Linked DNA regions of Mus musculus: region 1 is linked to region 2. The links are chromatin loops, found by intact Hi-C in ENCODE. Cell type or tissue: heart. All regions are shown on one strand. Each heading gives the region's core, and the rest is flanking DNA. Links, peaks and the distances in the headings are about the cores only.

The links. Peaks named below come from ENCODE experiments on the same cell type or tissue, not always from the same donor. Only the 100,000 strongest peaks of a DNase experiment are listed, where the experiment ranks them.
Region 1: it touches region 2 in a loop (5-fold over the local background); 7 of 42 quality-filtered maps call a loop at or near these places.

Annotation. Positions count from the first base shown.
Region 1 is chr4:129,739,208-129,745,277 of GRCm38, forward strand. It overlaps Khdrbs1 (KH domain containing, RNA binding, signal transduction associated 1), which reads right to left and starts at 3,096. Exons shown (of 9, transcript NM_011317.4): 1 at 2,572-3,096. The coding sequence starts at 2,953. In heart, for the core only: no CTCF peak of the experiment used is centred there; DNase peaks (open chromatin) are centred at 2,434 and 3,254; H3K4me3 peaks cover 3,910 bases; H3K27ac peaks cover 3,227 bases.
Region 2 is chr4:129,817,015-129,823,084 of GRCm38, forward strand. It overlaps Ptp4a2 (protein tyrosine phosphatase 4a2), which reads left to right and starts at 3,465. Exons shown (of 6, transcript NM_008974.4): 1 at 3,465-3,587. In heart, for the core only: CTCF peaks have their summits at 3,104 and 3,734; DNase peaks (open chromatin) are centred at 767, 1,957, 3,027, 3,687 and 1 weaker place; H3K4me3 peaks cover 3,873 bases; H3K27ac peaks cover 4,198 bases.

The DNA of each region.
Region 1 (6,070 bases), core at 755-5,754, 78 kb before region 2:
ATAAAAAATAATGACCCAAATTGTAAATCAGTTAGTAGAGTACTATGTCTGATCCTAGGCATTGCACAAACTGAGTGTGGTGGGGCTCACTTCCCAAACCCTCGAGGAAATGGACCACAAATTCAAGGTCACCAGTGGCTATACAGAGAGTACCCAGCCTCAGCTACTTGAGACCTTTTTTTTTTTAAAAAAGAAAAAAAAGGAAAAAAAAAAATCAAAATTTTACTAAGTTGTCAGAACAAAAGAACAGAAACGTAAGAGCCCAAGTATTACAGAATAGAGGTACCAAGCTGACATGCACAGAGTTGATGTTTCTATTCACTGACCACAGGTTTTGTTTACTGTGCTTCAAAGGCCCTTATTTGCTGTTTTCATATTTGACTGGAAAGAAAAGCAGGTCTTTAAGTCATTGTAGATCCGTGACCTTTTTGCATTATACAAACGGTAAATCCCCTTCAACAATGCTGGGAAACAGAGAGCAGATGAAGGGAAAATGGTATATTCCTTTTATTTCTTTTCAGCTTTGTATTTTGAGTACCTGTGTAGGACATAAGATAACATCAGGCCGGTGGTGGTGGTGCATGCCTTTAATCACAGCACTTGGGAGGCAGAGGCCAGCCTGGTCAACAAAATGAGTTCCAGGACAGCCAGGTCTATACAGAGAAACCCTGTCTCGAAAAAACAACAACAACAAAAAAAAACAAAGAAAACAGCCGGGCGTGGTGGTGCACGCCTTTAATCCCAGCACTTGGGAGGCAGAGGCAGGCGGATTTCTGAGTTCGAGGCCAGCCTGGTCTACAAAGTGAGTTCCAGGACAGCCAGGGCTATACAGAGAAACCAAAAAAAAAAAAAAAAAAAAAAAAAAACCACCAAAGAAAACAAAAACAGGATCCCCCAGTACTGAAGTTACAGGTGTCTGAAAGCCTTCTGATGTGGGTGCTGGGAACTGAACCCCTGTGGAAGAGCAGACAGTGCTCTTAAAGGCTGATTTGTCTCTCCATTAGATAGTGCTCTTTCACAATGAACTGTCCACGATATCGTTCTGGCCAGAGTGCAATGCTCTGTGTACTGGACGCTATCAGAGGAGATCTGGGGGCTCTGGAGCATTGCTCTCCAAAGGAGAGGGGGGAGAATTCTGAAGCTCTCAGGCAGTCTTTGATGAAATAACCTTTATTCCTTGTGGCTAGGGTCTAATATACATTTTGGGGTGGGGTGGGATCTAAAAGCAGATGCTTTCTATTGGCTTGGTCGGAGAAGTTAGGGATGCTACATCTGCATGTGGAGGGAGGGCCTTCAGGTGTTGGGGGGGGGGTTTAACACCCCGTGTGACTGACTCATGGGGTGTCTTGGTCAAGTGTTCCAGGTTCAGAGTAGGGTTTCTGAATCCGCTCAACCTTCCCAGTTTTTGTCTGGTGACAAGGTTCCATCAGCCCCTCAACAGTCCAACTATTCAACCAGTAGGACAGACTGTGGGTATTAGATGCTTAATAAAAATTAGATATCAGCCGGGCAGTGGTGGCGCACGCCTTTAATCCCAGCACTCGGGAGGCAGAGGCAGGCGAATTTCTGAGTTCGAGGCCAGCCTGGTCTACAAAGTGAGTTCCAAGACAGCCAGGGCTATACAGAAACCCTGTATCGAAAAACCAAAATCAAAAAAAAAAAAAAATTCGATATCATAAAAAATACTAAAACCATGTCTAACAACAGGCGGCGGTTTGAATAAGGAAAAATATCTAAGTCGCTCAAGTCCGGAGAAGAGAGCTCCATAGTCTACAATCAGAGAACAAAGACTACCATTCTTAAACTATCTCTACTCCAGCAAAAACTAAAACAAAAAGACCAATTTCTCGTTCATCTCACGCAAAAGAACCTGCCTGCCGCCCCTTACCTCCCTCTATCATTTCTTTCTACGGTCTCCTGGGCTATCACAACCCCCCCCCCACACACACACACACTTTTGCATAACTTCAGAAACACATTTCAAAATAAAACAGAGAAACCATCCGGGTCTGCAGCAATTCTTACTCGACAGGCCGAAATGGAAAGCTTGGCTTGAGAAAACCTCAAGCTCACGGATTCTCTCGTCGCCCCGACCTCTAATGAACTTAAACCCGAGTTCCCGCTAAATCCCGCCCCGCTCCGTAGATGCGCTGTGCGGGACCGGCATTCCGGCTATCTCTACCTTACACCCCAGGTCTCCATCACCCGCGATTCCCCCCCCCAAATGTTTCCTCTTTGGGAAAGCGGGGAGAAATAGGTTCATTTCTGTTAAGAGCCGGCCCTTGGCGCGCGGGGCAACTACTACGGGAGGAGAAGGGGGCGGGAGCACGGTACTATCCATCAAGCTCTCCGCGCTCTGAGATCGCGAGTCCTCTTCGGGCCTCGTCCGTGGCTCAGAAATCTTCCCTTACACCCTGAGCCCGGGTGGGACTGTGGGTGCAGAATCTCGAAGGCCAGGTCGAGATGACAACTCTCGATGCCCGGGCTCCGAGGGGGTGGGAGCAAGAACAAAGCGGCGGCCACCCACAGTCAGGACCGGGAGACCCAGAGGACCCGCCAAGAACCGCTTACCTACGGACAGCAGCTGCATGGCGTGAGTGAAGGACGGGTCGAGCGAGTCCTTCTCGGCCATGAGTTCAGGCAGGTACTTATTCTCCGGCTCCATCTTGACCGCGGCTGTGGCTGACGGGGGCAGCAGCGGGGTCGGCGCGGAACCCACCACCGTCGCGTCGGGACCAGGGGTGGAGGGAGGCAGCAGCGGCGGCGGCTGGGTGGCGGGCGAGGCCCGAGCGCCTCCTCTGGGCCCACCTCCCCCTCCCCGGGGCCGGTGAGGAAGCGGCGACGGCCGAGACGGGGTCAGACGCACCGAGGGGTGGGCACCTGACGGGTCCTTGGAGCAGCTGCGGCCCGAGGACCGGGTGAGGCGCGAGGCAGGATCGTCCCGGCGCTGCATCGGGGATGATGGGTGGCGAGCGAACGAGCGAGGAAGCGACGCGGCGGCAGCTGAGGCCCGAGCGGCGGTTGGCGGGGGTGGAAGAACAGGAGCGACAGCGACCGAAGCCGACCCGAGCGACCCAGCGAGAGAGCACCGGAAATGAGGCGGCGCGCGTGCGCAGGCGCCTACCGGCACCGCCCTTGAGTTTCTCCGCGGAGAACAAAGTCCCCAGTTGGACCACGGCGCCTGCGCCGACTGAAGACGTCGCCTCCCCGCTTGGGCTCCGAGCTTAGGGCGCCTGCGCGGGCGCCCGCCGCCTTCCTTCATTTCTTTTTCTTTTCCACGTGACCCGGCGCTAGCGGTACACGTGTCTCCCCTCCCCCTCCCCCGGGCGGAGTGCGCGGAGGGGGCGGGCGCCGTGGAATGTCTTTGTCTGCGCTCGGGCCCGCGGAGTGTGCGGCAGGAGACCTGTTATTCGTGCGCCACGCCTCCTTCAACGGCCGAGCCTGGGGAGGTCCCCGAGGGAGCGGTGCCCCGGAGTGGAATCGGGGGCCGCCCCTCCAACCGGGAAATGAAAAGAACGCTTCTGGAGAGAGGGGGACGCGAGGGTTAGAGCCAAGTGAAGCCGGAAGAGAGGGAAAGACTGCGCGAGCGAACGGGATGGGAAGATGGGGATGCGGGCGGGCGTGGTGGGAGGGAGGAGGCTGACCCAGAGATAAGTGATGAGTGTGCGAAAGGGAAGCCAGGAATGGGGAATGCTGTGTGTTGCAGAACTGAAACTCAGAAGGAGTCGAAGGGGTCAGTCAGAGACGCAAAGACCGGAAGAAAAGGGCTCCCTCCATACCCAAGTAGGGCATCCAGGAAGTCAGTCGGCAAGATTTCCATTAGAGCAGGTTCAAAACTAGTGAGAGAATTATTAAAAGATGCATTTGGGGTCGGGTCAACTGGTAATGCTGCTTATCACCTGTTTTTGGAGTCCCCGGCTTGTTGGCTTGTTCCCCACCCACTCATCCCCGGTAAATTCCAAATTTTCTCTCTCTCTCTCCTTCCAACCCCGCCTACTCAGAAAGCCTCAGAACACAAAAAGGCGCCAAAAAATCCAGTCCTGAATTCCTGACTGTACTAATCCTCATCTTTAGTCACCAGCCACCCAAGCCCCACCCTAGATGACCATACCTGGGCACAAGCCCAGCTTGTGGTAGACTTGTCATTTTCTTCGCCTACAATCTATCAAAAAAGTACCAGCCATACTCTGCCCCCGACCTCTGAGGCTGGTGGACTCACCCGGGAACCCATTTCCAAATAGATATGCCTTTTTAAAAAAAATTATTCTTGAATTAGCTTATTTCGTTGGGGGTGGAGGGGACTATTATCAACCTGAGTTCTAGCCCCAGGCCCAAAATAGGAGAGAACCAGCTCTCCCAAGTTTTCTGACCTCTACTTGCACATAGAGGCCTTCATGTCCAGCCATACTAAGGGGATGAGGTGGTTATGCATCCTAGCGCTGAGGAGGAAAAGCCACAGAATTACCTCATGTTTGAGACAAGTCTGGCCTACATACACAGCACAGCTACAGGCCACCTAGGACAGGCCACCCTGTCCCCCAAAAACAAACTAAGAAGCATCTTATATTAGGTCTCTGACAAACTGCAGTCCTAGCACCTGTTAGACTGAATTGTTTTGTTGCCACCTTCTGTTTATTCTGTAAAACGGTGACTCCAGGGCCAGTCCTTAGCCCATGTTGGCTGCCTAGTTCTCAGAGCTCCTAGTACTCCTGCTCTGAATGCTGGTCCTTCACAAGGGATCCCCCTGCACTCTTTCAAAAAGACAAATACTTTCATTTTTCCTTAACACGTGTTTTCACTGCAGAGTCAGTGACTCACTCTCTAACCCAGAGTGGCTTTGAACTCAAAACAACTCAGTCTTAATCTTCAGAATACTGGAATAACAAGACATAAATCACCATGAGACAGATAGTACTGCTGTAAGGACCAGGGCACAGTCTCTAAGATCTCTTCATCCTAGGGTACTGTATGCAGATGGAACCCAAATTAAATCCCATTAAAAGTCTGAGGCTGGGCTGGTGAGATGGCTCAGTGGGTAAGAGCACCCGACTGCTCTTCCGAAGATCCAGAGTTCAAATCCCAGCAACCACATAGTGGTTCACAACCATCTGTAACAAGATCTGACACTCCCTCTTCTGGAGTGTCTGAAGACAGCTACAGTGTACTTACATATAATAAATAAAAAATAAAAAAGAGAAGTTTTTAAAAAAAAAAAAAAAAGTCTGAGGCTGAGATGTCAAGATGTCTGAGCTGGTTAAATCATCTTCAGGCCTGAAGATCTGAGTCGATCTCCAAGACTACACAGTGGGAGGAAAAAACTGACTCTCAAAAGTTGTCCTCAGATCTACACATGTGCCATGAAACAAAATGTACACATACACACACAAAAATAAAGATCTAAACATAACTTAAAATTTTTATAAGTAGCCAATCCCAGCACTAGGGAGGCAGAGACAGGCGGATTCTGAGTTGGAGGCCAGCCAGGTCTACAAAGTGAGTTCCAGGACGGCCAGGGCTACACAGAGAAACCCTGTCTCAACCCCCCCCACCAAAAAAAGATGTCAAATTACTGAAAAGGTTGGGTTTTTGTTTGTTTGGCTTTTTTGGTTTTGATTTTGGATTTGTTTAGCTATTGTTTTTGAGGTAGAGTTCTTACTATGTATCCCTGGCTAGCCTGGAACTTGATTTGTAGACCAGACCAGCCTCTACCCCTCTGCCCCTCTGCTCTCTCTGCATTGCCACTCTGCCTCTGCCTCTCTGCCTCTCTCTGCCTCTCTCTGCCTCTCTCTGCCTCTCTCTGCCCCTCTGCTCCTCCTCCTCCCTCTGCCTCTGCCTCCCCCTCTCCCTCCCTCTCCCTCCCTCTCCCTCCCTCTCCCCCCTCTCCCTTTCCCTCTCTCCCTCTTCCCCTCTCCCTCTCTCTCTCCCTCTCCCTCTGCCTCTCTCTCTCTGCCCCTCTGCTTCTGCCTCTAGAGTTCTAGGATTAAAAGCATGTGCCATCATAGCCACATGAAAAAGATGTCTAAAATGTTAATTTGTAAATTTGTATCTCTTTTCTAGTCACCTAACTACT
Region 2 (6,070 bases), core at 530-5,529:
ATCCTAACCTGGAGTTTCCTCTGGACCTTTATGAACTGCATTTGGCCAATGGGCTATGTCTGTCTCTTCTCTATTCAGAGGCAGTTCTTGGTCTTGTTGTCTCATATCCCGTGTTCCCTGACACCACACACACACAAATACACGTTCATCCTCTATCTCCTGTCTTCGTCTCTATTCCCCGACCCTTGTCTCCCTGGGGCAAGTGAATCTTCTATGTGCTGAGAACTTGGTCTTGGGGTGTCCTGAACCCATATTGATCCCTTTTGTTGCTCCTCGTGGCTTGCTCAACATGTTATCTTACATATCCTAGGACCATCAGTCCAGGGGTTGGCGCCACTCATAGTGGTCCAGGCCCTCCCACATCAATCATTAATGAAGAAACTGCCCTACAGACTTGCATTACAGGTAGCATCTTCTCAACTAAAGCTCTCTCTTCCCAAATGACTCTGGCTTGTTCCAAGTTGAAAAGGAAAAAAAAAAAACAAAACAAAACATAAAACAAAAAACTCTAATTAGGACACAAGGTTACATAGCAACTTTATGGCCACACAAAGAGGCCAAGTAAGAGAGCATAAACTCACAGAATGGGAACCAGGGACCTGGGCTGTGTCCCAACCCTAGCACCGCAGTTTCTCTGCCATACCCCCCATTTCTTCTTTAGTACTGCTGTGTATGGCAGGCCCACACAGCGTCTGCTTCCAAGGAGATCATGCACTGGAAAATGAGCCAGGAATACCGCCAGCTTTAGCCTCACATGGGGGCTGGGAGGATTAATAAGCTAATGGCACTTGGAGTGCTTCAGCAATGGCCCTGGATAAACTCAGGGTACTTATGTGTGAAGCTCACTGCCAAGGTGGTTTGGGTTTAATAAGGCACCCGCAGCCCGGTTCCCGCTCTGTTTATGGTGGGGAGGAAGTAAAACTGCCTTGTAACCTTCTCTGGAAAAACTAGGTTTGAGAGGCTTGTATACCTCTTCACTGGCCTACGGGTAAGGCGCAGTGATGGTGACCCTGTGGTCTCGTATAGGTGGGCGCCCGAGGTCTCGGTAGGCTTTCCAGCGCACTCTGCGGGACACCAATTAGTGACGGAAGTCAGAGACTAACACGATTATCTGGGCCCCAGAGGCAGACAAACCCGGGCCAAGTTCTGCCTCTGACGTTTCATTTCTCTAAGCCTCTATTCTCTTTTAAAATGAGTTAATAATACCTTCTTCACAGGGTTATTTAGAAACATAAGTCTGGTAATTTATTTAAAAGCACCTTGCCCAGAGCTTGGAATAGAGTAGGTGCTTTTAAAAATGGCCATTAGTGTAGGTGTTGCTGTTATCCTCATGTTATGTTACTTACTGATATTTTAGGGCCCGGCTGAGAGCCAGGCGGTGGGAAATTCATTCCTTCAGCTATCTACTCATTTGCCCTAGTAGACCGGTCCTGCAGAGGAGAATCATGAAAACAGGCATTTATAGCATGTTGTACATACTATGGTAGGATGTGCATAATAAGGTGTTTTGAAGCCATAAATGAAGCATCCATAACCAGGAAATGCAGCCAAAGTTCTGCTGGGTGGTTAGTTCTTCCTCTCCAGTCTGTCCTTGGAGAGACGCTGCCTGAAGAAAGGCTGGGAGAATAATGCAGGCAACCCTTGCGCAGCCTTCACACCCTCTGCCAGGGGCCTTGATTCTAATCTCTAGACTCTCTTGCTCCTCAAGGCCTTTTAACTCCCACACAGCAAGGCCACACAGACTTGCCCTAAAATACCCCATCCTCCTGAGTTCTGCGCTGTGGCTGTAGGAGGCTGAGTCATTAGATCTTTCTTTTTAAAACTAAGTTCTAAAGGGCAGCTTCTGGTGAGGAGCGATGCTCCAGGACTGCCTCGTGGGAAAGGGCTAATGACCACTGACCACTGCATTTCCTCACAGGGCAAGGGCAGGATGAACACACTGGGGAGCGATAGCTCCAGGGGCATTCTCATTTCCTTGTAAGTGTCAATCCTGGGTGGGCGAGGGTTCCGTGCGGGATAGTGAGTATACACTTTTCTGCCCACTCCCATCTTGGGGAAATCTAACCCACTTCTCAGGCCAGCCTCCAGAGCCTTTTCCTGTTCCACTTGGCAATAGCCCAAACCAGCCTCCCAACTCACCGGGTAACCACATTTTCCAAACAAGAAATCAAGATGCATGAACTGGCTTATAACTTCTGGCCAGGTTTCAAAAGCAAAAGGCAAACAAAAACAAAACAAAACAACACAACACAAAAAACCTCCTTCCATTAGAGAATCTCTAAGATAATCTTCAAAACTGTTAAAATCCAACTCAAACTTTTTTTTTTTTTTGAGGCTCCCAAGAGTTGAATTTAGGGCCTCACATGCAAGGCAAGCTTTTCCCAGAGTTCTATTCCCAGTTCCAATTCTAGAGGTGCTTTCTTTCTGTAGACCAGGCTGGCCTTGAACTGGGTTTAAAGGCATAGGCCACCACCGCCAGACTTTTTTTTTTAATCACGCCCATTCTTCATACTTTATTTAAGTATTGAAGAGTATCTGTGCTGTGAAGACAGTATTCCGCTTAATAGTTGAGAATACCTAGGAAAAAACTTTTTCCTTAATTCTGCATTTCCGTATCTAAAGAGTCTGTGTGTTGCTTGCCCGATAGAGGTCTGGGGAGCAGGGCAGAGAGACTTCGCAGAGATGTTCGAGGCCTCCAGGAAGGACAGCCAAGTATAAGGTACTCGGTTCCCCACTTCTGAGCTGGAAATCCCCGAGCTCAGGCCCCGGTTGCCGCCCAGTCCCAGTCCCAGACCCAGCGGGATCTGGCTCGAGGCGCCTCCCGGGATCCGGAATCCGCCCGCGACCTTGCGGGTCACTGGGTGGCCAGAGGCGCTAACTTAGACCCAGGTGCGGATGGGCGAGTCGCAGAGTGGGCGGGCGCTTCCCTCAGCCACGTTCGTCACCCCGCTACCCCCACCCCGCGCCGGTCACATGTATACGCCTTCCGTCGCCCCCAGTGCCGAGCGCAGCAAGCCACGCGGAGGCGGAGCGCGGGAGGCGCCCAGGGCAGTGGGTCAAAGCTCTGTAGGCAGAGTGGGTGGGGCCAACCGCCGCGAGCCGCCGGCAGCCAATCATCGGTTCCGAGGGCGTGGCTGCGCCGCGCGCGCCGCGCCCCGCAGCGCCCCCTGAGGGGCGGCGGCGGGAGCTGGTCCGGCTGCGCGCGCAGCGGTGGTGGCGGCGGCGCGATCGGCCGGGCTGTAACCGTCGTTCGTCCGGGAGCGGCTGGAGCGGCAGCAGCGGCCGGGCACGGCGCGAGGCGACGCCAGCGGGCAGCGGCGGTAGCGGGGGCAGCGGCGGCAGCGGGGGGGGAACACAGCGGCGGTCGCGGCAGCAACAGTAGCAGCAGCAAGACGGACTCGTGGACACGCGCCGCCGCCGCCGCCGCCGGGCCGGGCCGGGTGTCGCGCGCCGAGGCTGGGGGGGAGTCGTCGCCGCCGCCGCCGCCGCTCCCGCCGCCGCCGCCGCCGCCGAGGTGACTGAGGAGAGAGGCGCCTCCTCGCTCCCGCCTCCGCCGGCCTTCAATGCCCAGTCCCCAGCTTGCCAGCGTGAGTGCGCCCCTCCCGGGCGGCCCCGCGCGGCGCCCGGGCCTCGGGCAGGGGAGGGCGGGAGGCGCCGCTGCCATTAGAGCAGGCCCGAGACACGTCCCCGGAAGGAGGGCCGGGCCGGGCCAGGGGCGGGGAGCGCGGCTCGAGGTGGGGTGAGCGAGCGAGAGAGCGAGAGAGCGTAGAAGAATGCGGGAGAAGGTGCGTGTGCGGGCAGCATGTGTCCTTGTGGGGGCGAAGGTGTGGTGAGAGCGAGTGGGGACGAGGAGGAGCGTGGCGGACTAGGTGGTGTGCAGGGGTGCGCCTGCGTTTGTCCGGCGCGTGAGCACAGGCATCCTGGAGGCCCCTTGGTCTTTGTGTTGATAGGGAACCCTTCGCGTCCAGGGACTTAATTCACTCAAGCGTGGGATCCCTGAGTTGCAGTCAAGTAAGAGAAAAGGGTCTGAGTCTCCCGTGACGCTGATCTCTGGCGTTCTTTCCCCTTTTCGTAAAAATGTATTGTAAATTTATGAATTTCCAGAGATGTCTTTGCCATCCTCCCCACCCCCATTTCCCAGCGCTAACCATCCAAGCTTGACTCTTGTCCCGGAGTCTGAGTTTTAGCCGGTAAAGTATTCGGAAGCGTAAACTTTTTTTTTTTTGGCAAATGCTCAGTGTTGAGGTCAAGGCTATTTAATGAGGTAAGCCGCGGTATCTTTTATCTGTGACTCTCTCGTATCCTTCTGCAGAAAAGCGCCTAAGAAACGGTCATAAATATCGATAAAGTGCCATAGTTTAGTTTCTGCCCTTGGATTTGTCACGAAGTATAAAGTGACTAATCTAGCGTCATTGTAGGCATTCAGCAAATGTTTCAGTTTGGAGTCGCTATTGCTGGATTAGTATATGGTATTTACTTGCTTCCCCGCTCTGTGTTACTGAGCTGTTTCAGACAGGAAGTGAGAGAAGTTGAGCCTTGTTAGTGTGCAAGAGGAAACTAAGACTATAGAAGAACTCACATTATCAGAGCTTCGTTTTTTGATCCTGACACTCTTAGTTTTGGATCGGATGATCGGAAAGAATTGTTAATGGACTTTTTCTATGGGGGATGCAGAAGAAGTTCTTTTGTTTCATTTGTTTTATTGGACTTTTAGAAGTTCCAAATAGGTTCTTGATTTGGTATCATCTCAAATGCTTCATAACAGGTTGGCTTTGAACTCTGATCTTCCTGCCTCAAGTCTCTCCCAAGTGTTAAAGGTATAGGTATATAAGTAGGCTGAGTTGGGGATTTGAGATGAACTGTTGATAAAGATTTTCTGTTTAATGATGTAATCATAGAAGGTAATTGGAAATAAGTGAGTAAAACTGAGCCTGGTGGCAGAGGTCTGTGATCTCAGCTCCTCGGGCATCAGAGGCCAGAGGATGGAAGGTTTCAGGGGCAGTTTGTGAAACTTTGTGAGGCCTAAATCTCAAAATAGTAAAAAAAAAAAAAAAAAGGAGGGGGGGTGTTCAAAATAGTAAAAGGGATCTGAGGATAGCTCTGCCGTAGAGCACTGCCTCGTACAAAGAAGAACTCAGTTTAATTCCTAGTGACACTACTACAAAAAAATGTTGGGAATAAGGAAAGTTAAAAAAAAAGGTGGTTCTTTGTGATAGTGGGTATAGAATTACAACAAAATTCAATATGAAGTTATCTATCATAGTTCTTTTGAGGTCAGGTCTCATCCTGTAGCCTGGCCTGGAACTTAACTGCTGGCCTGACATTTGTGGTATTCTTGCTGCAGCTTTCCAGCTGCTAACATGGCAGGCATGACCCCACTAAGCTTGGGTAGAAATGAATGGTGTATTCTTAGTGTGTCCTCTCAGAAACTGGCATCCCCTGCTTGAGAGGCAGAATTGTCTTTTCCTGGGAGGTGGGAGTGATTAGTAATAAGTGCTGCTATGCTTCAGGTGCCTTTAATATTCATTTATCACGCCACGAAGGGGAGGTTAGCCTTGTTGGCATTTGTTTGGCAGGCTTTTTGAGATGCTTCTGTTTGTTTGCTAGGCACTGGGGGTTTGGTGATGTGCCCCCTGGACTTAGTGAGATAAGAGACGCATGGGCAGCAGGCACTTTGTTCAGTAGCTTGTCCCAGGTCACACAGATGATAAGAATTGGATTAAAAATGTTTAAGGTCATTTTTCCAGAATACCAAACCATTCTCTCAGTAGCATATCTGATTTTGAAATTTCTCATCCTTAGAATGACCTAGCAGTTTGCACACAGGAGAGCTGGGGAAGCCAATGGAGAGGACAAGTGCCTTTGAGGCAAGAGGATGGTTGGAGGAGATGCTGACTTGAGGCATGTGGGGTCCTAAGCTAGGCTTTCATGCGGGAGGAGGAGAGTGCCTTGAAACTGTCTTGGGGCCCCAGGGTGTGTGCTTCGAGACAGTTTTTATGAGGCACCTGGGATGTGTCTGGGAGGAAAGTCTGATTAAAGAAATGTAGCAGACTTTTATGCTTGGGAATTT